4 separate regions of the Homo sapiens genome follow, and all the other regions are linked to region 1. A link is a contact called in ENCODE Hi-C or POLR2A ChIA-PET data. All regions are on one chromosome and are shown on one strand. The core of a region is the stretch at or near the end of the contact, and the rest is flanking DNA. Distances in the headings are between cores, read along the strand shown.

What was found. A loop is a pair of places that touch in the nucleus more often than their neighbours do. ChIA-PET counts read pairs that join two places held with the same protein, here RNA polymerase II (POLR2A). Pooled maps may share reads with other maps.
Region 2: a map of dorsolateral prefrontal cortex shows a loop between it and region 1 (2.9-fold over the local background). The contact joins two enhancer-like sites. A Hi-C loop is called at or near these places in 4 of 168 maps with a recorded cell type or tissue (Panc1, dorsolateral prefrontal cortex and head of caudate nucleus) and 5 of 50 pooled maps. POLR2A ChIA-PET finds 5 or more read pairs at or near these places in 1 of 52 experiments (OCI-LY7).
Region 3: a map of IMR-90 shows a loop between it and region 1 (2.5-fold over the local background). The contact joins two enhancer-like sites. A Hi-C loop is called at or near these places in 2 of 168 maps with a recorded cell type or tissue (IMR-90 and head of caudate nucleus) and 5 of 50 pooled maps. POLR2A ChIA-PET finds 5 or more read pairs at or near these places in 1 of 52 experiments (OCI-LY7).
Region 4: a map of endothelial cell of umbilical vein shows a loop between it and region 1 (5-fold over the local background). The contact joins two enhancer-like sites. A Hi-C loop is called at or near these places in 4 of 168 maps with a recorded cell type or tissue (Calu3, MCF 10A, endothelial cell of umbilical vein and 1 more) and 3 of 50 pooled maps. POLR2A ChIA-PET finds 5 or more read pairs at or near these places in 2 of 52 experiments (MCF 10A and endothelial cell of umbilical vein).

The regions. Positions count from the first base shown.
Region 1 is chr5:125,408,093-125,414,015 of GRCh38, reverse strand. No RefSeq gene overlaps it. Among named protein-coding and RNA genes, the nearest start is that of LINC02240, 82 kb to the left of the region's middle. RefSeq lists an enhancer at 1,851-2,350. Within about 2 kb of position 1,880, at least 17 of the 41 ENCODE cell types and tissues checked have a DNase peak (open chromatin) inside an H3K27ac peak, as active enhancers do; they include dorsolateral prefrontal cortex and endothelial cell of umbilical vein, where a contact is called at or near this core.
Region 2 is chr5:125,572,201-125,577,726 of GRCh38, reverse strand. The region is part of intron 3 of LINC02240 (long intergenic non-protein coding RNA 2240); the gene reads right to left. The region is part of intron 8 of LOC124901056 (a long non-coding RNA gene); the gene reads left to right. Among named protein-coding and RNA genes, the nearest start is that of LINC02240, 82 kb to the right of the region's middle. RefSeq lists a silencer at 677-971. Within about 2 kb of position 1,671, at least 4 of the 41 ENCODE cell types and tissues checked have a DNase peak (open chromatin) inside an H3K27ac peak, as active enhancers do; they include dorsolateral prefrontal cortex, where a contact is called at or near this core.
Region 3 is chr5:125,591,515-125,597,379 of GRCh38, reverse strand. The region is part of intron 3 of LINC02240 (long intergenic non-protein coding RNA 2240); the gene reads right to left. All of the region lies in intron 8 of LOC124901056 (a long non-coding RNA gene), which reads left to right. Among named protein-coding and RNA genes, the nearest start is that of LINC02240, 100 kb to the right of the region's middle. Within about 2 kb of position 2,124, at least 3 of the 41 ENCODE cell types and tissues checked have a DNase peak (open chromatin) inside an H3K27ac peak, as active enhancers do.
Region 4 is chr5:125,557,217-125,563,141 of GRCh38, reverse strand. All of the region lies in intron 3 of LINC02240 (long intergenic non-protein coding RNA 2240), which reads right to left. All of the region lies in intron 8 of LOC124901056 (a long non-coding RNA gene), which reads left to right. Among named protein-coding and RNA genes, the nearest start is that of LINC02240, 67 kb to the right of the region's middle. Within about 2 kb of position 3,666, at least 2 of the 41 ENCODE cell types and tissues checked have a DNase peak (open chromatin) inside an H3K27ac peak, as active enhancers do; they include endothelial cell of umbilical vein, where a contact is called at or near this core.

The DNA.
Region 1 (5,923 bases), core at 631-3,130:
ATTCTAAGGTTAATACTGACTAATTAATGACAGCACCAAATGGAGCCAAAAGCGTGAAGTCTGCAAATGCCTAGTAATGAGGGCAGCATAGATATACCCCACTCCCACTTTCCATGTATGTTTGTAGGTCTGGCTGCAAAATGTAATTGAGGTAAATAGGGTTTTCAACTTATTGCTTATTCTTTAATACTGAGAAAGCATTTGGCTATTCTCTTTTCTTACTTCAAAGAACCCCACTCAATTAACTCTAGTAAATCTTATACCTGGTAGCGTCACCACTAGAGTCCATGACATAGAAATCTTTGAAGGGCATTTATAGAAGGAGGGGGAGACAGAACCACACCATACATTCAGAACACATTCATCTCTTTGCAGTTAGAACTGATGAGCCCTAACTGTTGGGGTGGGCTGGAAGAAGGGGGCTTGCTGTTTTCAACTCCTTATGCTTATGAAAACCAAGGCTCTCCATTCTTAAAAAAAAAAACAAAAAAAAAAAAAACTCTCAAATCCAAATCATTTTTTAAAGCACCCTGACCCTTTAATAAAAAGAGCCAGTAAGATAGCATCTGAAAAAAAGAAAGACAGATTTTAGGAACAAAGGATTTTTTTCCTCGTGCTTTGTTTTCCCAGTCTTGAATTAATCACAGCTGTCTTTCCCCAGCAAAGGTTATTTTTATCTAGCATGCTTTAAATTAAAAAACAACAAAAACAAAGGGAGCAATCTGATGTTCTTCAAGCTCCCAGAGCCCTTGCACAGAAAAAGAAGCATTTGCTCTGTGCAGCTAAGAATCCAGCTTTTAATTCTATCTTTTCTTGTGTTTACATAAACTTTCGTTTGCATTTCAGAAGCCTTATGGAAAGATTCCTGTGGCTGACCCAGGAGTAGTGGTGAATTTCTCCATCAAGTGAGTATTGATGAGCTGCAAAGTTCAGTGAACAGGAAAATTCTGCTCCTTTTATTGCCAATGTGACAGGTTACTTTATTACCATGCCTTTCACAGCAATTTAACAGTTACCCTGGTAACGGATTCAGTGAGGTAATGGGATCACAGGCATTGGAGCGGAGGCAGGCTGGCCGCTCGGCGCAGCCATCTGCTGGCTGCTGTTCCGGAGGCTGTCTGCCTGGAGGAGCCCTGACAGTCACGGGGCCTGCATGGCAATGAGCAGGTGAAACCGCAGGCCTGCCCTATTTAGCTGTACTCTGGTGATTTGTCTTTCTAATTCTATTGAAATAATCATCAGGATTTGTTTCTGATTAATTAACTAACCTTTTGGTAAAAAGATTAGATAACGAAATTGCTGCCTATTCAGAGATAATGAGATTTTTATTACTCTGTCAAAGGAAAAAAAGTACATTTATGTGTCACCAGCCGCTGTGTCAAGAGGAAAAAAAAAAAGAGAGATTTCAGTCTTTGTCGAATGTGTATATTCCTCAACAGACGAAGGGTGTGCTTAATTCTGTAGGAACTCCCCAGCCTCGTTTGACGCCTTTAGGAAGAGTTTTTAAAACAGCAAACAAAGTAATAAACACATTTAGGCCAATAGGCTTTTGGGGAGGGTGCTAATTTGTTTTAAAATGTCTCCTAATGGGAGAGAAACGCTTGGGAGTCTGGGGAACTTGCCTGTACTGTGTGGGTGTATTTATGTAAGTGTGAGAGTGTGAAGAAAGCAGTAAAATCTCCGTGCGAGGCTTTAAAATGACATATGTAGACAGGCTGCTTTTCCTCCGCACTACAGATATGTCTTCGACTTGCAGTACATTTGTCTTCTGGCAGGAGCTGCACTCGGGCAATGGGAAGGGGAAATCATCCGAGCTTAGCAGGCTGGGAGGTCACCTGTGACTGTCACAGGTAGGCTGCCTTAGGAAATGAATTATTCTGACTGGCGGTGAGTAAAAAGGGAAGCAGCCCTTCTCCTGTTTCACTCCAAGACACGCAGCCAGTCAATTTAACCTTTTCTCTTAAGAAGTCACAGCTCAATCCTTTGTTAAGGGGGACTTTCATTTTCTCACTCCTCTGTGCCTTCTTCAATGCTGTGATGCCAAGAAAAAAAAAAAAATACCAACCCCGGGAAAAGCGCTTCCCTTGGATAAAGAGATGCCAAATGCGCCAAATAGGCTGTGTGAGCCAGGCAGCATTGGAGGGAACAAAGCGCAGTATATTTCCAAATAAAACTTCAAAGAGCTACAATATTGTTTTAATTACTAAAACCTGAGGAGGAAACACAGTGCATGTCTCTTCCTTCAATGCAATGAAACGGAGGAGTGGGAGAAAGGGCCAAGTGGCAGGCTGGGACCCAGCTGAGCATTTTGTGAAAGTGTATTTGTGTCACTGTCTTTTCAGAGTCAATGAGACACTTATGTTTCTTGTGATATCCTGTGGCCTTGGCTGCCTCCGTTTGTGTGTGTATGAAAATGAAAAGATTTCAAGTTCTAAAAATGGAAGTTTCTATTCTGAATTTCGTATGGTTCACAGACAAGTTGCAACAGACCAAAGGAAAAAAAAAAAAGAAAGAATGTGCAGGGGATCAAATGTGAACATTCCAGAGCCCACTTTCCTGTCCTGCCTGGCGTTCCCACTCTCCTTCCCCTCTTTATTCCAGTTCCTCCTGCACCTCCAATTGCCAGCTAACAGGCTCCATTCCTGATAACAGATGCTTGACAAAGAAAGAGAAATAAGACATTAAAAAAGAGTAGACTGCTGCTGGGGGTGGGGATTTGATAGCACATTGCCAATGGCTTTTTACAGGAACTTGCTCTCCCTGGCTCACTACCAAGACAGGGAAAGAACAGGGCGGGGGAGGGAGCCTTTGTCCTCAAACTCCCAGTGAAATATAGGGTTAATATTAGCAATTATTATTAAAATTAGCCAAATGTTATTAAATGATCTTTGTATAGAAGAATAAGTATAGTTTTCCCTTTGGCAGACAATGACATCTGCAGCTCTACATTTTCATGAAATGACTATACTTAACAAAAACATTACTTCATTTTCATGGTATTTCTTTTGTGCCTAGGAGCAACCCTGTAATTGTTCACTTCAATTACAACATTACTATTTTAAACCGAAACCCATTTTATCTGCATGCCAGCTTTTTATTTGTTTTACCAACTATATCTATTTCCATTACTGCAAGGCTGATGGTTTGTCTCAAGAGGAAATCAAATCCATTAATTCAGAAATTTCAAGCCCGACTAGCTCTGCCATAAGCAGCATTTCTTATGCTAATAGCAAATGTGCTGAGACTGAAAGGAACTGACATGGCCCTGTTTTTTATCATAACTTAAGCATTTATGTAAGAAGGCAAATCTAATAGTAGTAGGAAACTGTAAGTGTTATTATATATAATTCACTTTCCTGAGATCTGGACAGGGCTCTGGTTTGTGTAGCCATGGTTTAAATCAGGCTGCCACAAGACTTTAACTCACCTGACTTTCCCTATTCAGCCAACATATTGCTTCACAACAGATACATCTAGCATGAAACTAGATTTGTGTGTTTGTGTGGATTTGTTTGTTTTATTCTCTACTGTTTTTTCCCCCTGCAAGACGGACTTTTGTCAATGCAGGGGGAAAAAAAATCATTTTGTATTCAGGGGATGTCTGAAACTTACGCGTGTAACAGCACTAGCCTGAGACAAACCTGGCTCCTTCTGTTTCATTTTTAATACACTCTGTTTGGGTCCTATCACATGGTTTGTGTTCAATTAGATAGCTTGACTCGATAAAATCTGACTCTGACCCAGAAAAAAAGGAGAGAGAGAGACTGCTCCTGACTCCTGCTTAAGCTTTTGCAGGCACTGTGACCTGTTTATGTCAATGGTAAAGTTTAAGAGATTCCTATCACAGAACCACATCATCTTCTGGGATCTTAAAAATACAGAAAGCACTCGAGGACCCTGGCCCTCCTTTGTCACTGCAAAGCCCTTCAGTGCTGTAAATCAGTCCTCATTGGGAGCTCTTATACACCAGCCGTCACCGATAAGCTTTGGAGAAGTAGACAAGGCTTTTAGGAATTGCTGAACCATGAAGTTGACCTGCTTAGGGTTTTGTTGTAGGCTATTAAATCCGGGATGGCCGTTTTAAGATGATTCCGCTTTCTTTTTCCCTTGGCCTGGTTAAGCAACTCTACCCCCACCTCATTATTTGACTGATTAAAAAAAAAAATCAGAATGGAGCAACCTGCTGTTTAAGAATACTACCTTCACACATCAATTTAATGAGAGTGACTTATGCTGACGTAGTTTACGGGCTCAAGCAACTTGACGCTAATTTTGCAGCTAAGAAAAGATTTACTAACTGTACATACTGCTCTGCTTTTGTTGGCAAGGGTACCACGATTCTTTTCTCCAAAAACAAACTCTAAATCTTTTGTAAACATGCATTATTTGGTTAACACATTGTAAATGGATCCCAGTTGTGCAGCACAAGCACTGTTCACTATTATGTAAACAATTATTCACTGAAAGCCTTGCTTTAAATTGTAAATGAATATATTTCAGCTGTAACATTGCTTTCAGACCTGCCCAGTGGTATAAATCTGGTCATTTGTTTTTTGCACTCTGCCTATTACTAACCGGTTAGAAATGTGCTGATTATTTGCACAAGCCTTTCACACTGCGGGCACAGTTAAATTGCTGTTTTATTTTTCCTGTGTTTGATGAGTGTTAACAGGAGCGCCATTTGAGGAAACCCAAACCAAATACAGCTCTTTAATTGGGGTTGGAGTGTTTGGGAAAAGCCACCCGGTGAGTAATTCCACTGTTTAATGTTTGAAAGTTCATCCACCTCACTATAGGACTTATGACAAGATTAATTAAAGGGAGTTAACAAAAATGCAGGGCTTTGCTCAGCCAACCAGAATAGCTTGAAATACGGCGCACTCACTTGCAGGGATGTAGATTATTTGGTGCAAGGTCTAATTCCCAACTCTCTCCTTTAAACTCCTGTCATTGCCAAATAGCTCCATTTTAAATTCAGTATCTCTTCAAGAAAGCACAATCTGGAGAAAAAAATATGACAGAGGTATCTCATTGGGCCCCTGTGACTTCCTTTGCTCACAGGGTACGCCCAGTGGCTGATGAAAGTTTCAGCTGACTCAGAAAGCCTTGTCTTTTTATTTCCCCCTAAACAGTCAATGATTCATTTTTAATGTTTCCCCACCTCTTGTGGTTTAATTGGGTTTCAGTAGTGTGCTGATCTGCAGAGCTTGGAAGACAGAAATAATGACCTTGGATGATCTCATTGGTGTGCACCAGAACAAGTGTAGTTTTATTGAGCTCTGTTGCTAGAACTGCAAAACTGTATGTTCATTAACTTAGACAGTGCTGACCTTAGATCAAGCCTAGGATAATGGGAAAAGCCCCAGATTCCAGCCCTGGATTTGCTCCTGACTTTGCACACTCATTTTACCTCTGTGAGTCTTGCCTGTGGCATAGCCGGGTTGGATGGCACCATCCTTATTGTTCCTTCTGAAACTGAAATTCTCAGATACCTGCAGTGCATAATTCTACCTGCTCTTTCACATCTATAAATAAATAAAAGAGGAAGACTCAGTGATCAAAAGATATGGTGTTTAATAGCTAAAAGGACGAGGCTTTTTATTTCCACATTGAACATTAGAAAGGGGATCTGCAGTTTTTTTTGTTACTGAAAATTCTGTAGAATTCAGGTAGAATAGGTATGCTTCCTTCTGTGGCTATTCTTTGCAACTTAAATGACTATACTATCCTTAAGTAAACCACACAAGAAATACTTTGTAGATCTACAATGGTTTGTAATTATATTATTTATAATTTGTTTAATATACTTTCCCTTATAGTGAACAGGACTCATGCTACCTTTTTCTTCCTAATAATCTACTTATTCAGATAGTCTATTTTGCATATTACATTCAATTTAGGTTGAAAGAATGAAAGTAATGTG
Region 2 (5,526 bases), core at 422-2,921, 160 kb before region 1:
CCAGGATCTTTATGCATCAAAAGCCTTAGAACCAGTAAGTACATTTGCATTGCAATTCTTCAATAGTAAAATCACGGTGTGTTGTGCATTTAGAAAACACCAAAAATACATGAGTCTTTCTGATCTATTTTCCTTCTACATAAATCTAATGCCATTTGAAGAGAAATGAAGAGAAAGACTGGAGAGACTTCAAAATATCTTTTGCAGAAAGTATGGAAGGATTAATAGATAAAGACAGTACATTCCGTTTAGCTTTCTCGTGGTTTTTTTTTTTTTTTTGTAAATTTACCCCAAATTATAGTTATAATGAAACATCACAATGCTATTATGTTAGAAAGAAGCTATTATTTCCATCCTTGCTGTGAAACCTCAGGGAAATTTACATCTTCTAAACATAAGAACCTTTCTGATATTTTTTCAGCTATAGAAGAATAAATAATAAGAGTCACAAAAAAGATATTTGAAGTCTTTGTCAGACTAGTAAATCATTTCTCAGTAGAAAATATAATTGTGGCCATGAACTTGACCAAAGAAAGAAAAATATTAAAACCTCTCTGCTGCGACTGAATTAAGGAAGGACCAGTACTTGCAAGAGTTAACTGTTGCTCACACCCTTCCTTCAGATTGATCCACTGATCTGAAGCTCAGCCTCCTTCAACACGGCTCCTAGCTTTTGCTTTGCCAGTCTCTGCCAAGAAACACCAGCTTTGGACAAAAATCAAGATTACACAAAGCTAAAGGGAATGTGAGAGATAAGAATCCTAAAGTGACAAGGTCTTCCTTGGAGATGTTAATAGTCAACACATTCAGGAATATCACAGAAAAGGAGCCGATCCTTTGCCAGTGTGTGCTCTATCTTCTACCTAGTGCCAGTCTTAATATTAAACATATAGACAGGCTTTAAAATCTTTTCCTTTCCTTTTGTTAAATTGGGATTGTTTTCAGTGGACTGGCAAAAGAGAGCTGTCTAATTTTAGTAGCATAAAGGAAACTCCTTTGTGGCTGCTTTATGCTGAATTTTATTCCCTGAACTTGTGTGGGTTCCTGTGCATGAAAAGGGGCATATTTTATGTACCCCCAAAAACAGAATATGGGAGAGGAAGAGAGTGCCAGGGGAACAGATTCTGGAGGCAGAACTAAACTAAAATGGCTTTGTCCTATTTTTTTTATTTTTATTTTTTACAAAACTCAAGGCAAATAACCCTACTATTGGATTATTTTTAAAGAGACTAAACCTCAACTGAATTACATTAAAAAAAAAAACATCTCAATAGCCCAGCTAAAAATCTAAGGATGTTGAGTGCATCAAGCTCTTGGGAAGCTTTGTCTCACAGCTCCAAGAGCATGTTCTTGGTGCTGAGGGGCAAGGTTTGCACTAGGATCTCACACCCTACACTGCAGCATCACAGCTGCCCCAGGCTTTGTCTCATCTTTTTGCTCTGTTCTCCTTAAGTCAGAAATAAAAGGAAGAGATGATGAAGCCTGTCCCCATAAGGCTGGTGTGAGGTGAGAGCGGGAAGGTGGAGGTGCAGGGGAGGAAGGACTTTATGCTGCAGCCAGTCAGCGCCAGAAAATGCCATTTATGTGGATCCAGTGCTCACTGAGGAAGCAGAAATAAAAGCCTCTGATGTGATGTGGCGCCGCCCCTCTCCTGCTGCACTCTCGCTCATTACAGCTCTTTCTTTAAACTGCTGGGTAGACAGCTGGCAGCCAGTGCCTCGGAGGAAGCAGGAGTAAGGGAGCATATAAATTACTGTTGCATTTTACAGCTAAGATAAACGCAAACTGCAGGGTTATAGCCTGAAATGACATCAAGGGGAAGCTCCAGCAGGCCTCTCAAAAGAACAAGGAATGGAAAATGGATAGAAAGATTTATTCAGGGAATATGGGATCATGGAGAAGGAAAAAAAAAATCTAAACAAGTTGTGTAAAATCTGCTGCTTTAGTGAGTCTTAAAGAGCTTATGTCAGCTTAATTCTGTGTGGTAGCATAATGTAAATCTATGGGAAATGGGGCTGTAGGCATATCTACTCTATTCCATTTCTGCAGATTGCCAAACATGGCAATAAATGTCAAGTGATTATTTATTTGATCATTAGAAACTTCATTAGATTTTGATTTGATGCTCTACAACCTCCCCCCTCTCCACCACCACTAAAAAGAGAGCTCAATTTTGAAATTCAATCCAGCTAGTTTGATTGGAGAAAAAAATGTTATGAAATAAAATCTAGCAAATACCAACATGTAGATGACAACATTCTGCATAAATATAGAAAATCCTCTCCAACAAGTTTACAGCAATTTGCTCAAGCGATGAAAGATAGATTTTGGCAACAGTGGTAAAATTTTTGGAAGTCTTTTTAACATTTCATTAGATGAAAGGCTGTTTTTGAGGTGAGCTCAAACTCCCTGGCTACAGACAGAGTCTGATTGTATGTTCTTGGCTTAACAGCCTTAGCATATAATGTATTTGAACTTTCACTCAGCTTTCTTGAACTTGATTTATTTGCCATCATATCACCTGGGAAAAAAGTCTGTGGGTCCTCAGTTGGCCTAGGTAATTTGGGACTCAGCTGGTTGATGCCTATGTGTTTGTTTCACCCTAGCTCAAAGCATAGAACCTGAGCCTTATTATGTTCATAAAATGGGGTCTTTTTACTGTAGTGAGCAATGTCAGATATACCGTTTACAGCTGACTTTTTCATTGCGATTTTAGTTTCTCCGGTGCATTTCACACTACGGTTTTCCTAAGAATTATGTATAACATGGAAAACAAAGAGAGGAGGAGAGAGAAAGTGCTGCAACTAGCTTTCTTCCTCAGGGAACAGTACTTGCATGTCAAAAGATTCACCAAATAGGCATTGGACTGACTTTCATAAAACCAGGGATATAAGCACAGTGTGGGGTGTGTATTATTGCCACAGAGCACACGCTAGAAAGCAGCATAAAGAGACAAGCTTTATCTCTCTGCCTGAAACTCTCTTGGAACCTTCTGGGAGTGCACATTCTAAATCAAGAATCAAAACGTTTTCCCAGCACAACTGCAAATTGAAAATAGGCACTTGAACACAGGCAGAGATGTAAAGGAAGAATGACTTTGAAATGCCTACAACGCACCCCGAGCCACCCTGGGTCTTTCTGTAGACATAAGGAGTATTCATCTACGGTAAAGGGTATGTAGCACTTGGTAGAAACAAATGACAGCTGACAAAAAGATCCATTAAATGCCTGAACTTGCCCCTTGCCAGCACAGAGTATTTTTCTTTTCCTATTTTGCCAGAATAAAGAGAGGGCAAGACATTTTTATTTCAAGAAGTGCCCCATAGCCATAGATTTTTGTTTCTGTTTTCCTCTAGCACTTTCTAGTATACTGTAATTGAAACAACAGCCTAAAAGCATTTCTTTTATTAATCTTAGTAGTGTAAAACATTGAAGAAAACAAACTTAGGAATATATTATTGTGCTGCATGGTTAACAACAACAACCACAACCACAACTTGCAGCTAAGGAAATCATTCCCCTTTTGGGGGAAGTCTCTATCATAAAAAAAAAAAAAAATTCATTGCTGCGTATCAGTCAATAACACTTCCTGGGCATATTCCTGATGAATAACTCTGTACTAGGTGCAGCTGGCAAGCTGAAAAAGCAACAACCATCAAAGGTCTGGGGTCCAGTTAGAAAAACTGGTCAACCTAGGGAGGGAAGGTGAATGTACCAACACACTCTTTGCTGAAAAGAGAAATAAAAGTTAAAGGATGAGCTTGAGGCCTGAGGCCTTTGTGAGTAAAGAATGAGCAGCTAGGTGAGTGGTTTCTCCTTTATGCAGGAGCGTTTGAAAGGATCTGCAGAGTATGCTGGCAGAGAAAAGGAGAGAGGGAATAAAATGTCTATGGCCCGGAGAAAGAGGCATGTTCTGGATGAAGAACTGGGAATGGGCTTAGATTTTGTTGCTTATACATTATCTGTGAGAGAAGTGAGCAATACCAGTGAGTTCAGCTATGAGAAAAGAGAGTCAAGGGTCTTGGCAGAATATCTGGATAATCAGGTTGAAGAATATAAATTCGATAGGCGAGGCAATAGGAAGCAATTACGCATTTGCGTGCAAATGCAAGAGTGGCATGTCTAGAGAGATTATTCTCTTGCTGTAGGAGTGTGGGGCAGGGATTGTGAATCACTGAACTGGGCTTTTTAGGACACAGATGTGCTGCTACATCTATGCACTTTATTCTAGGCGATTTGTCGATGAATAGGTAGTGACCCTTACATTCAATCTTGTGGGGGTGAGAGCTGTGGACTTAACTAACACAGAAGATAAGTGACAGAGGGGCAGGGGCGAGAGCAGAGGGTGGTTGAGTGCTGGGAGAAGCAGATTTGACAGTTACTCAGAGAACCCTGGGGCTTGGATGTGGAAAAGCAGTTCCTCACTTCTAGGATTCTGCTGCTTGGGTACAGAGATGAGGAGAGCAGCATGATCGGAATGGTTAGGGGTTTTCAGTGTAACATACACCCACAAATAGAAACACCTACATAGCCTATATGGCCAAACAAGAATGGAAGCATGACTGGGTGCCAAACACAGTGGAGCCTGCCAGAGATAAAATTTTTATACGTGTGTCTCTCTATGTGTGCTTTCCCTTTTTAGCCAGCCAGATTGCTGCCTGATTCTAGGTGATGGCAAAGAAAGAAAATCACCATAAGACAAATGTTCCTTGTCCAGTGAAAGGTCACTAGGTCACTTATTTATGTAAATATAGAGCAAGAAGGCATCATTGTCCTGGGAAAATAGCCTAACAAGAAACAGAATATTTAAGGTCACATGGATAACATGTATCAGGCTAGGATTCCCATGCCAGGTTGACTGCCTCCAAAACCCAGGGCTTCTCCTTGTTTTAATCCTTATTCAGTAATATCTACTGAGCACCCTCTAGGTCCCCAGGCACTATCTTGGGTATAGAATTTTAGTATTCTGTAGAATTCTAGAGAAACTTTATCTTTCCCAAATGCAGATATACAAAAGGATATCTCTTCATTTATTGATATGAATGCTAGGATTCTTTTATTTTTATTATACTTTAAGTTTTAGGGTACATGTGCACAATGTGCAGGTTTGTTACATATGTATACATGTGCCATGTTTGTGTGCTGCACGCATTAACTCATCATTTACATTAGGTATATCTCCTAATGCTATCCCTCCCCCCTACCCCCACACCACAACAGGCCCTGGGGTGTGATGTTCCCCTTCCTGTTTCCAAGTGTTCTCATTGTTCAATTCCCACCTATGAGTGAGAACATGCGGTGGTTGGTTTTTTGTCCTTGCGATAGTTTGCTGAGAATGATGGTTTCCAGCTTCATCCATGTCCCTACAAAGGACATGACCTCATCATTTTTTATGGCTGCATAATATTCCACAGTGTATATGTGCCACATTTGCTGAATCCAGTCTATCATTGTTGGACATTTCGGTTGGTTCCAGGTCTTTGCTATTGTGAATAGTGCTGCAATAAACATATGGGTGCGTGTGTC
Region 3 (5,865 bases), core at 875-3,374, 180 kb before region 1:
TAAACATTTCTAAAACTAAATATTGAGAATGTTGATGTTTTTGTTTTCTGATTTTTCCATAAACAAATGGAAATTTTCTAGCTTATCTTTCCTTTAAAAAAAATAAGTTAGACTTCCCACAAATGTGATTTTTAAATCTTTTTATAAAACAGGCAAAGCAAGCATAGTACATATAGAAAGAATGAATAAAAAAGGAAAGAAGGAAGTAAAGAAAGAAAGGAAGGGTGGGACGCAAAGAAGGAGAGAACCACCAGAAATTTAAAGTGTAAAAAAACTTTATTTTCTCATTTAAATGTGGGTGTTATTGGGAGGGGGTGAGAAGCTGAGGCTCAGAGAGATTAACAAATTTGCTCAATATTTACACAGAGCTAGCATGCAGTAGGGCTTGGGCTTGAAACCAGATCTATCTCAAGTAAAAGCCTGTGCCCTTAAAGAAGATGCCATGCTGAGTCCTTGATGAAGCATTAAGACTAAATATATCAGCTAATAGACCCTGCTTATAAGTAAGAATTTCAGATTGAGTTAAGAAAAAAGACTTTAATATTAACTGCAATATACTTAACAAAAAGACACTATTTTTAAGTAGTATTGTTCAAAATTCTCTTACAGAGAAAACTATACAACCGGTAATACTAATTTCACATAAAGTGAAATTAAATACAAACATTAAATAGCCACAAAGATTGCCAAACAATGCTATTAAAATTCATACCTCACCATGAAATATAAGAAAACTTTATAGAATATTTGTCAACTAACCAAGCTGTCAAATATATAATACAAACCTGGAATAACAGGAAATAATTGTTAAAATGCAATTATTATAAAATATTGGTGAGATGGGTGTAAACCAAAGAGTATCGGAGACAAGTCTGAATCAATTTAGAAAGTTTATTTCACCAAGGTTAAGGAAGTGCCTGTGACATAGCCTCAGGAGGTCCTGAGGACATGTGCCCAAGGTGATTGCGGTACAGCTTGCTTTTATACATTTTAGGGAGACATAATACATCAACCAATACACGTAAGATTTACATCGGTTTGAACTGGAAGGGCGGGACTTGTTGCCCAGGCTGGTCTTGAACTACTGGGCTCAAGCAATTGGCCAGCCTTGGCCTCCCAAGGTCTTATGACTATACGTGTGAGCCATTGCACCCAACCATGTGTTTTTATGAATACCAGATTTGGTCTGACTTTTGTTTTCCTTGTATCTCTATACCTCACATCAAAATAACTGCGGGGAAGGCCTACGGCACTTACCTATCTCTTTCTGTGAAAGGATATGCTATCTGCCATAAAGAACATGATAAAAGGAAATGAACAAAGTGGCTTTGGTCAGTTCCCAACAGACTATTTATATCCAGAGTGGTCTGGTGTGATACTGCAGTGAGAAATTATATCTCTACTTCTGTAATATTTTTTATAAAAACAAAGTCCAGTAATTTAGAATCAAAGTACTTTTTTACTTGGATGTTGAATGATTTGCACTATCCAGTTCTTTTTTAGAATTACTCATTAGTCACAGGGACATTTTCCAAATTTTTAACACAGTTATTCTATACTTTATGCTATTAGTACAAAGATGATAATATATGTTTAATGTTTAGTGACACTATAATCATATTTTCTCATGTGAATTAAACCTTCTCTTCCAACATATTTCCAAATCTTGTGTTAGTTTCTGATATCCTTAGAAGTTTCCTTAGGTGGCAAATCTAATCCACCTTGTGAAATTTTGAGATCTCAACCATTCAAGTTTGTATGGATATCTGTATTTTGTATATTCCTAATCTTTGTTCCTTGAGTCAGTAGTGATTCCATTTGCTAGTCTACAATTTATGCATTAAAAATAGTATTGGATTAAACTGCAAAGTAAGGTTTTTTTTTTTCATGCTTTTTCTGCATTTAGTCCATGTAAAACACCAGTTGTATCTCATTTTTGTTATACTCAAGTCCCTTGAAGTCTTGTATTTTTGCAACTGTTCATACTAAGCATAGTTTCTTTTTCTAAAATGACCTTGTGAAAGCCATTGTTATGGAGGCATTCTGTGACTAAGATTCCGTTACACGACTGAGCTGGCTGATGGCTGAAGTTTGAGCAGACGCAGCTGGTTGTTGCAGCTGTGGGTCACAGCACGCTACATCAGACCAAATGTTCATTTTGTAGACACTGCCGAAATCTTGCACTGATGGAAGTCCCAGTGACTTTGAACAAAATGTACCCAAGTGCCTCTTCAATGAGCATTCTACAATAGTGAACAAAAACCCAGCACTCGACATTTCTATGCTGTAGAAAGTAGTTATAACTAAAGTTTAAATTGGAAGGTTAAAGCTTGTGCACCAATGTAATAGTCACATCAGACAGGACTACAATCTTCCTTTTCAGAAACTAAAAGGAACTTAACATCTATGTAGAAAAGAATGAGAATCAGATAGGATAAAATTTTATTGCTGTTTATTTTCCAAAAAAAAAAAAAAAAAAAAAAAAAAACTTCTCTGAAGGTCCCCTAACCAATTAGTTTCATCAAAGGATGCAGCAATTATTTTTCCCAATACTCAAATTCCAATGTTTCCTTTTTATGAACACTTTAAGTGACATGTGCTTGAAAAGACACCTGTAAACAGAAATTGTATGTATCCAGCCCAATTTTACCAAACATTTATAACTGTGAAGTTAAGAGAAACAGTTTTCTAGGGTTGTGAAGTTAAAAGTGAAGAGGCAAGCAGAGAAAAGTACAAGCCAAGGCAATGGTCATCTTTTGTCGTGTCTTTTCCTTCTCTAGAGTCTGACAGCATCCTCTTCATCACTCCTATTTTGCTACCTCCATCAAAGAAAGAACAAAGTGTGAACTGAGAGACCCTAGAAAGAGTGTTGAGATGGGTAGAAGGGCATACACCTTCCCAGATGAAAATGTCAAAGGAAACAAATATCTTTCAACATTTCTTCTCTTTCTCTGTGGTGTTTTCTGGGCCAGTTTCCTCTCTGATACCATCTACTTCCTCTATTTCTCTTTGCTTCAGCCACATTTGTCTTCCTGCTTTTTGTTGAATAAATCATGTATATTCCTGCCTCAGGGCCTTTGCCTTGATTTTTTTGCCTAATTGGTCCTCCATATACCTATATAGATTGTCCCCTCAACTCTTTGTTAAGTCTTTGCCAAGAAGTCAGCTTCTCAATGAGACTATCCTGGCCACCCTCTCTTTAATACCACAACATGCTTCCACCCGCGCTCCCTCATATTGCTACCCTTGGAGCCATGTTCTACTCGCCCTCCTTCTGTATGCACACATTGTCTTCAAATTTTGCTTATCTATTATGCCAGTTTTCTTTCTCTACCTATGCATATGTGAGTTTCATGATGGCAAGAACTTTTGTCTGTTTAGATATTTAGCACCTGGATTGTTGCTAAGAACATGGCAGACGCTCAATTTGTAATTGCTAAATGAATTGATAAATGGGATCCAGAGCCTTTCTCCCAATTATCTGTTGATCAAGCATACTTTTCTTGCTGGGTCCAGTGGTTCTAATCATAACTGCACAAAATTCCTGCTTACTTAGTCATCCAAGAGAACAGCACTTTCCCTCATTAAATTTAAAATATCTATAATGTAAAATACATCATAAAATGTTTTCTTATAAACGCTTTTGAAGATATCTGATACAGCATTTATTACTTTAAACTCTAAGTACCTCTATTAATTTTTAATTTTCATTTCTGAATTACTTAACCCCAAACTATTTAGCAAATTCTTATGTACTCTCCTGCAAATTTAAGACATGTTATCATTTTGACATTTTTGCATCATAAAATGGTAAAGTCTCTGGTATATTTCTACATTCCCATTTCAAGCTCTTTTCTCCCCAGTAGCAACTATTGTCCTAAATTTAGAGTTTTTAAAAAATATCTTAAAAGGATTCTATACTTTCACTACATAGGTAGCCATAAAAATATATAGTATTTATAGTTACCATTTTTATATGTACTGTCACCTGGTACATAATCTTTGATGAAATACTCATTTAGTATTATAGTTTGGACTTTTTCATATTGACACATTTTAATTACTTTAATATATTCCTCTTGATTAATCATTGGTAGTTTATTCATTCTTTCCTTCGTTAATAAATAATTGTGTTCATTCCAATTTTCCACTTCGAATATGTACTAAAATTATCCTCCTTACACAAGATTCATTGTGGACTTGTGTTGGATTTTCCACATTGAATATATCTAGAAGTGGAATTGCTGAGTACTGTGGTTTATACATGTTTATTTAATTCAATAGGAATTGTCAAATTTCTCTCTGCGGCAGCTGTACAGTCCCATCAGCAGTCAGACACTTTCAGTTTTGCCAGTGGGGTAAATATGAAATGGTATTTCCTTATTTAAATTTGTAGTGAGAACCAGTGAGCGTGAGCAACTCTTTGTATGGTTATTGGCATATCCAGGTTTCTTCTTCTATAAATTACCTCTCCATATAATTTCCATTTTTCTATTGGATTCTTTATATTGATTTATAGAAATTGTTTGTGTATTATGAATACTAGCTCTATGTCAGTTGAATTGCACATAACATTTTCTAGTGTGTGATTTGTCTTTAAACTTGGTTCATAGTGTTTTTTGTCATGAAGTTTTTTAAATTTTAACATCTAATATAAAATAATCTATTCTGTAGGTTTCCGACTTATATATCTTGTTTAAAAATATTTACTTTAACAAAGTAAACTTTGTTAATACTTTGTTATTAAAGTGAGTATGTAAAGTCCTGGTTTGAAATTGGGGAGAAAGCTGAATTATATATTCTGTATCATATGCTGAATATATTTTCTAAAATGTAATTTTCTTATCTTCTTTTCCTGGGAAGAGTGGCATCGATATTTATAAGGCAATTATTATTTAAAATATTTTAAGAGCTTTTTCTCATCTGAAGTTAAGTTTAGAAAAATTCAGCAGTAAAGAAATTTGATAAAAACAAGAATTAATGGAGAGAATTTGTAAGTACAATGGAGAAAGTCAGTTGACCATCACTAAGTGACATTAAAGTCACTTGCTTCCTTTAAAAAGTACATGTGTATTTTGAATCTGCTTTTGTTGAGTGCCTACTTTTATGGCTCAGTGATCAGACTAATATTCAAATAAAAAATATGTGAAACCAAATTCATCAGGCATACATTTATATTTATAAGCTTGAAATGGAATGCCTTAAACAAGTATGGCCTAAAAGTATTAAAAATTAATCTTCTTTGTCCTAACTTTATCTTACCTTTGGGTCAAGAAAAAACAAAATGAAAACAAAACAAAAACCAATAGTACTTTATAAAAACATATTTATGTTCATTTATGCAAACTAATAGTTGTTTGGTCAAGCAGTGTCTGACAATACCTTTATTTCTTCCATTCAGTAATTGCTGGACCAGGAAAGACCTTCATACGGGGCACGTTATTGCTTAATTAATTTAGCATTAAAGCATGACAGGGTGTGTTTTAGTGTCTATTAATGAACGCCTTGGGTGTCTTCAGCTGCTCAAGGCATATATTAATAGCCCAGCAAAGCATGCCCTGGAGTCGCTTACTGTCATTTTAATATGGTTATTTAATTTGAAATTTTATCTTTAAACCTGATTTTCCAGTGAATCTATACTCTCTATTCTTCCACCATTATAAAATAGTTCTTACGGTTTGGGTTTTCATATTAAGTTATTATTCAAGGGGAGAATAGACAGCAGGACCATTTGACCTCCATTTGGTGAATGTAACATATAATTATAAACTTGCTGTGTAAATACAATAGAATAATAAAGAAAAGCTTTCTTCACCACATATATGTTTTTGGAAAACTTATCTAATGAGTAGTTATTTTCCACTC
Region 4 (5,925 bases), core at 2,417-4,916, 150 kb before region 1:
AGCCGCTATGCAGTGATCCAAATAAGAGCAGGATACTTTTAGTTCTATAATCCTACAAAATTAGGCTTTTCATTCAACCACAATTGTAGGTTAGGTCCCTTCTCTTTTTATCAAGCCTTTTCTTTCTTATATAAAGAAGTCATATTTCTGAGTGACTTCTGGATTCAGCTCTTTTTCATGCTAGTATAAAAGCAAAATGGCCATATTTTTAAAATAATTGCAAAACTACTAAATCAGCAACCTATACAGTATATTAATGTATTATAGTTGTTGCTCTGTTCTGTCTTAGCAACTGAAGCATTGGCTTCTTGTTGGAAAGCTCTTCTCCTTTGTTCTGTTTTTAAAGAGCCCAGGTTTTCACTTTTGCATAGCAAGGGAAGAGACCAACAGACCCTGATGGTGTGGGTGGGTAAGGCAGGCCTCTATCTTAAATGGCTGTTCTTTCAGTCTGAGACATGTAATAGACAGACGTAAAAATGTTATTGTACTTTATTTCTTTCATTCTCAGGGCAGAGGAACTAACAATTTGGGATAGTTCCTCTTAAGTCCTACATTCCAAACCCTACTGCCTCCTGTGTTCCTGAACCATCAATTATAACTTGACTCTTTAGTATCTTTGTGACTTTCTTCTTTCATTGATGATTTCATCTCAGACTACAAACGTTCTCAAATCTTTCTCATCCTAAAATTTCTTCCCCTGAATGTATCCTTCCCTTTCCCATTGCCATCAACTTCTATCTTCACATCAGTCTGTTTCAATTGCTCCTCACCCCTGTATAATTTGGCTTTCACTGGGTTAACAAATGCCAGCAAAAGGCTTGGATGGAGGAAAAGCCCCGGTGTGGACTCCCCTTGGGAAAATCTGTTCTAAAGAAACAGAAGGAAGTCAGTACCACTGGGATATGTGGCAAGATCAGAAACATGTACCAGGATAGGCACAGGTGCAAGTCATTATATCCGTACCATGAGAGGAATAGTTACTGATGATAATCTCTGAGAACAAGGGAGGGTCATGTTGGAATTGTTGGAAGGAAGCTTAACTGCACCTCTAGGTCCAGCACGGTGTAGCTTGACCTATCTTAAGCACCTCATGTGGACCAGGTATATTTAATCAACATCAGTTTTTCACAAGTACAATATGAATATTAGAGAAAAAGGTATACTGGGAACACTCAGGCATTAACAAAAATTTCATTCTTTATCTTCAGTTTCTCAGGCTATTACAACATGGGCCAAACACATTTCTGAAGTCAGAGGTGGGAAACAGATTCAACTTAAGTATAATAATATTATATTATATACCCAAATGCCTCTGGGATTTATGATAACAAGCCCTTAGACTGGCTACAAGATTTATTCTGCAACTTATTTTCAACTTCAATTTATTCATTCTTCTTCCTGCACTTTCCGCTCTTGAATACACGCCTGTTGAAGCTTTCATTTCTTGTTTTTTTCATTTGACTATTTCTCTTCAATCTGTTTAACTGGCATAATTCTTAAATATTAGTTAAACTAGAAGAATAAATAGCACTTTCTGACATATGTAATTTAAGAGATAGGAAGGTAGCAACAATTAATCACTGGACACTCAAAAAATGAAAGAGCTATATGTACACACCAAACTCATAAAGAGAATTGAAGAAGACTAGACTTGGAATGCTTATTTTCACCCTGAATTATTTCATCTAAGTCCCACAGGGTGTATTATTTTAGACTAAATAACTCAGATGTGCAGAAATGTTTTGCTGGAAGAGGAGGAAGAATTCCTAAGAGAAGACCAAACCTTTTGGGAAGTAAGTTCTATATTTTAAAAGACAGCTGTAATCTATGTAGCATATTTAGGGGAGACTCTCTTGGAAAGAATGTTGAGCAAAGTTAAGAATGGGGGTGTCATCTTGAGAATACACTTCATGAAAAGTTTAGCTTCTAGACTGCTTTTCCCTTGAACAATGATGGATTCAAAATCTTTTCTTCATATGTTGTGAACTTGTTGTATCCTTGAATGCCTCAGTAAAGTCTGACATACTCATATGTGTGTGTAAATAATAAGTGTAGAAGACACATGAAGGAACCCAAGAGAGTTGGAGGAGTCAGCATTGTCGATGAGTCAAATCCATGCCCTTCCTCTTTTCAGACTCAGTGGAGGAACAGAGCAAAGTTAACACATTTCTCATTAGCATGGACTTGCTTTTTGTATTCTACTCCCTTCTCTGCCAATATGTGATCCTGGGTAGTCTATTATAGCCTTGGCATGAATGGTTATCACTGTGTTGCTGACTCCCAAATCCTCAGTCAGTCCAGAACTTACCCCCAACCTCAAGCTGATCCCATCTCCACCTGGACGCACTCTCTCAATGTGCTTCAGGCCAATCTCTTTACCATATCTCTGCCACTCCACTACCTTCCTCCCTAAAAGCAGTCTTGTTTACAGAGTAACTTGAGAAAAATCCAGACTCCTTTGTCTGTTATCTACGTGACTCAATACTTTCAATTTCATTTCTAACATATTTTCCAATTTCATTCCTTCCCTTGCCTCTCATTCTCATTTGCCTCATTCATTCTGGAGAACTTAGTCAATTCTTCTCAATTCTTTTGTCATCTGCTTCCTAACCGCTTTCCATTGGCATTGTATTTCCAACACATGATTCAACTTAAGTATAATAAAAAATAAAAAAAATACATAACAATTTAAAATTTTCACGTCTTAGCAAGTTTCACCAACCACCTCTTTTAGTTTCATCCACCCTTCCTCCTCCATTTCAGCAATAAGTCCTATATTCCAGCACTCTGATGCACTAGCTATTCGTCTAATATAACCCATTCTATTTCGCGCCATGATTTTGTATGCACGATTCTTCTAACCAAAAATGCCTCTTCTTCCTTTCCCCTTTTGTCCAAATGTCAAGTTCTTAATCGTTCCACAAAACCAAATTCAAATGATAGTCCTCAGAAGCAACCTCTCTCACCATCAGACCTCCTCGGAAATGCCCTCCTTGGTTTCTCAAGCTTTTTGCACACTATGTTTACTATAACATTTTGGTGGGGGGAAGTATATACTTTTTAATCTAAGGGATTTTTTGTGCTTATGCTATCTTTACAATTTGTATCTCTACAACCTAGCTCATAATATCTTGCACATCATAGGTGCCTAATAATTGTCGAGTAGCCAAAGAGAGTAAATTTAGGGCCATGTCATCAGGTGTGGTTACTAAGAGTGGAATTCAAACCATGGGTAAAGACATTTGTTGCTGAATAAAGAAAAATTGTCACCTCATTCAATGACAAGGATTATATACATGTGCATAAATGTTCTCTCCCTAAGATAGTTTTTCACTAGCCCATTAGGACAGACATATAGAATATCTCTCCAACAGAGATCTCTAATTTTTGTTTAGAATTTTGTGCATTTTTAATTCACACACAAGAACTGAATTTTTCATCAAGGTTGCTCATGGAGTCTTCAATTATATATTCCTGACACTTGCCTTCAGCAAGTAATGATTCATCTCCCTGGATCTCACTCTGAGTCTGTAGTAGATCTGGAGAATATTCTGAAGTTTCTTTTTTATCCAGCAAGACTGGCTGAGACTGGATATGAAAGCTGTCTAAATACTCTTATCTATTCCCAACCCACAGAAATGCAGGCTCCACACACTCTCTGTTCACCGTCATGAATCATGATGCTGACAAGCAAGTCTGATTCATAACATTAAACACAAGCTGATAGGAGTAACTTCTTCCTGAATCCATTGGGAAAGGGCATGGGTGTTCTTCCACAGATGTGAGCTTCTGCTGCCAATGTAAATGTAAAGCTGGAAGAGAATGAAAGATAGCCAATCTTCGTTTCATTTTTCCTAGGATATACAAGATTCGTTTCTCGCCATGAGAGGTCCCTATCCGATTTTCTTTAAAGTTGCTTGCTGCCTTCTGGAAATTCCATTGTGCCATTGCTATAAAGTCTATTAATATTCTATCATTGAGTTGTTATTACCATGGCCTTTATTATAATGAATAATAATGTGCTGCAGTTACATGGCACCTTTCTTCTTGGATCATCCTGCTTAGCCTCATAAAACAAATTAATCAAGTTACACCTTTAAGGAAAGCATTAAGCTACTTCATTGTAAGAGCAAATTGTCTTTGTTTGCTCTGACTGCAGTTGTGTACAGTTTTCTGAATGGGCATGTTAGAATACTCTATCAGGGAAATTTCAAATAGGCCATTATTTAAACTGATTGACTGGTTTCCCCCCAAAATTTTTTAAAGTCTTTTGAAAATACTATGTGAAGAAACAGATATATTCTTCTAGAGCACAACAAAGAGATCAGTGCATATGTGTGTGCTTGCATATGTGTGTGTGTGTGGATGTGTAAACAAATGTAAAGACACTCTTTATGCAGTGCACATTTTAAATGTCTGTCAAAAAGAGTACTGGTAATATCGGAGTGGCCTTGTTCCCCCTGTTTCGAATACTTGCAGGAGCCTGTACAGAAGCCACAGGCAGGAGCTATTCCCAACAAGACCTCGTAATATGACTCTTTCCCACTTCCTGCTTTCTCCTCCAACATACATAACTGTTATGATTCCATTCTCCACAGAGAGAAATAAGAAGAAAAATAATTATTGTATTTAATTTGCATATGAGGAAATTTCTAGTAATATCTCATTGCTGGACTTAGATTTAAATTTTGTGTTTTTTTCCCCCCAGGGGAGTTTTTGGTGTACTACCCCACTTCTCAAATTGATCTTTCAAATGTTCTACATCTGACATAAGAAAATGATAAGGAGATAAAGACAGAATTTCTCTGTATCTAGAGCTATCTTTAGTGCCATCCATCTGCCATCTATAATCTTGAGATGTGTGCAGGTTTAGCACTGGAATTCACATCAATGAAGTCAGATCTGGCAATAGATTATTGTTATGTTGGAGACTCTCCATGTACAGCCAGGCCTTTTGGCTGTGTAGCTTTTGGCTTAGGGTCTCTGTGTGTCTAGAAGCAAGCAAGAATAGTCTTCTTAAAAATAACAGCCATAACCATGAAGTGCATTACATGTTATCTAAGAATATCACGATGTTTCCTTATAGAAAAGAGAGATAATGTTGATTGAGTTTTATTTAAGAAGTGATTCATAATTCAGATTGAGTGAGATCGACAGTCACAATAGTCACTTCTAATTGCCATATGTAATTTGGGTACTCTTGTTTCAAATTAATTGCAACTCACTGTGGTAGGGTGAATAATGTCCTCTAAAAAAATGTCCCTGTCCTAATCCCCCCAAACCTGTGAATATGTTATCTTACATGGTACAAGGGATTTCACAGGTGGGACTAAGCTAAAGATTTTTAGAAGAGGAGATGATCTTGGATTATCTGACCCAATGTGGTTATAAGGGTCCTTCCTCTTATAAAGGAGGAAGGAAGATCAGAATTTAAAAACAGAAGGCAATGTGACTATGGAAGCGGACAAAAACTGACTTTTTTTTTTTTTTTTTTTTGAGCCCGAATCTTACTCTGTTGCCCAGGTTGGAGTGCAATGGTGCGATCTCGACTTGCTGCAACCTCCACCTCCCTAGTTCAAGTGATTCTCCTGCTTCAGCCTCTCGAGTAGCTAGGATTACAGGTGCACACCACCACGCCTAGCTAATTTTTGTATTTTTAGTAGAGATGGGGTTTTACCATGTTGGCCAGGCTGGTCACGAACTCCTGACCTCAAGTGATCCACTTGCCTCGGCCTTCCAAAGTGCTGGGATTACAGGCGTGAGCCACCGCACTTGGCCAGAAACGGACTTTTAAAAGTACTACCCTGCTGGCTTTGAAGATGGAGTAAGGAGCCACAAACCAAAGAATGTGGTTGGATTTCAGATGCTGGAAAAGGAAAGGAAACAGGTTTTGCCTTAGAGTCTGCAGAAGGAATGCAGGCTTGC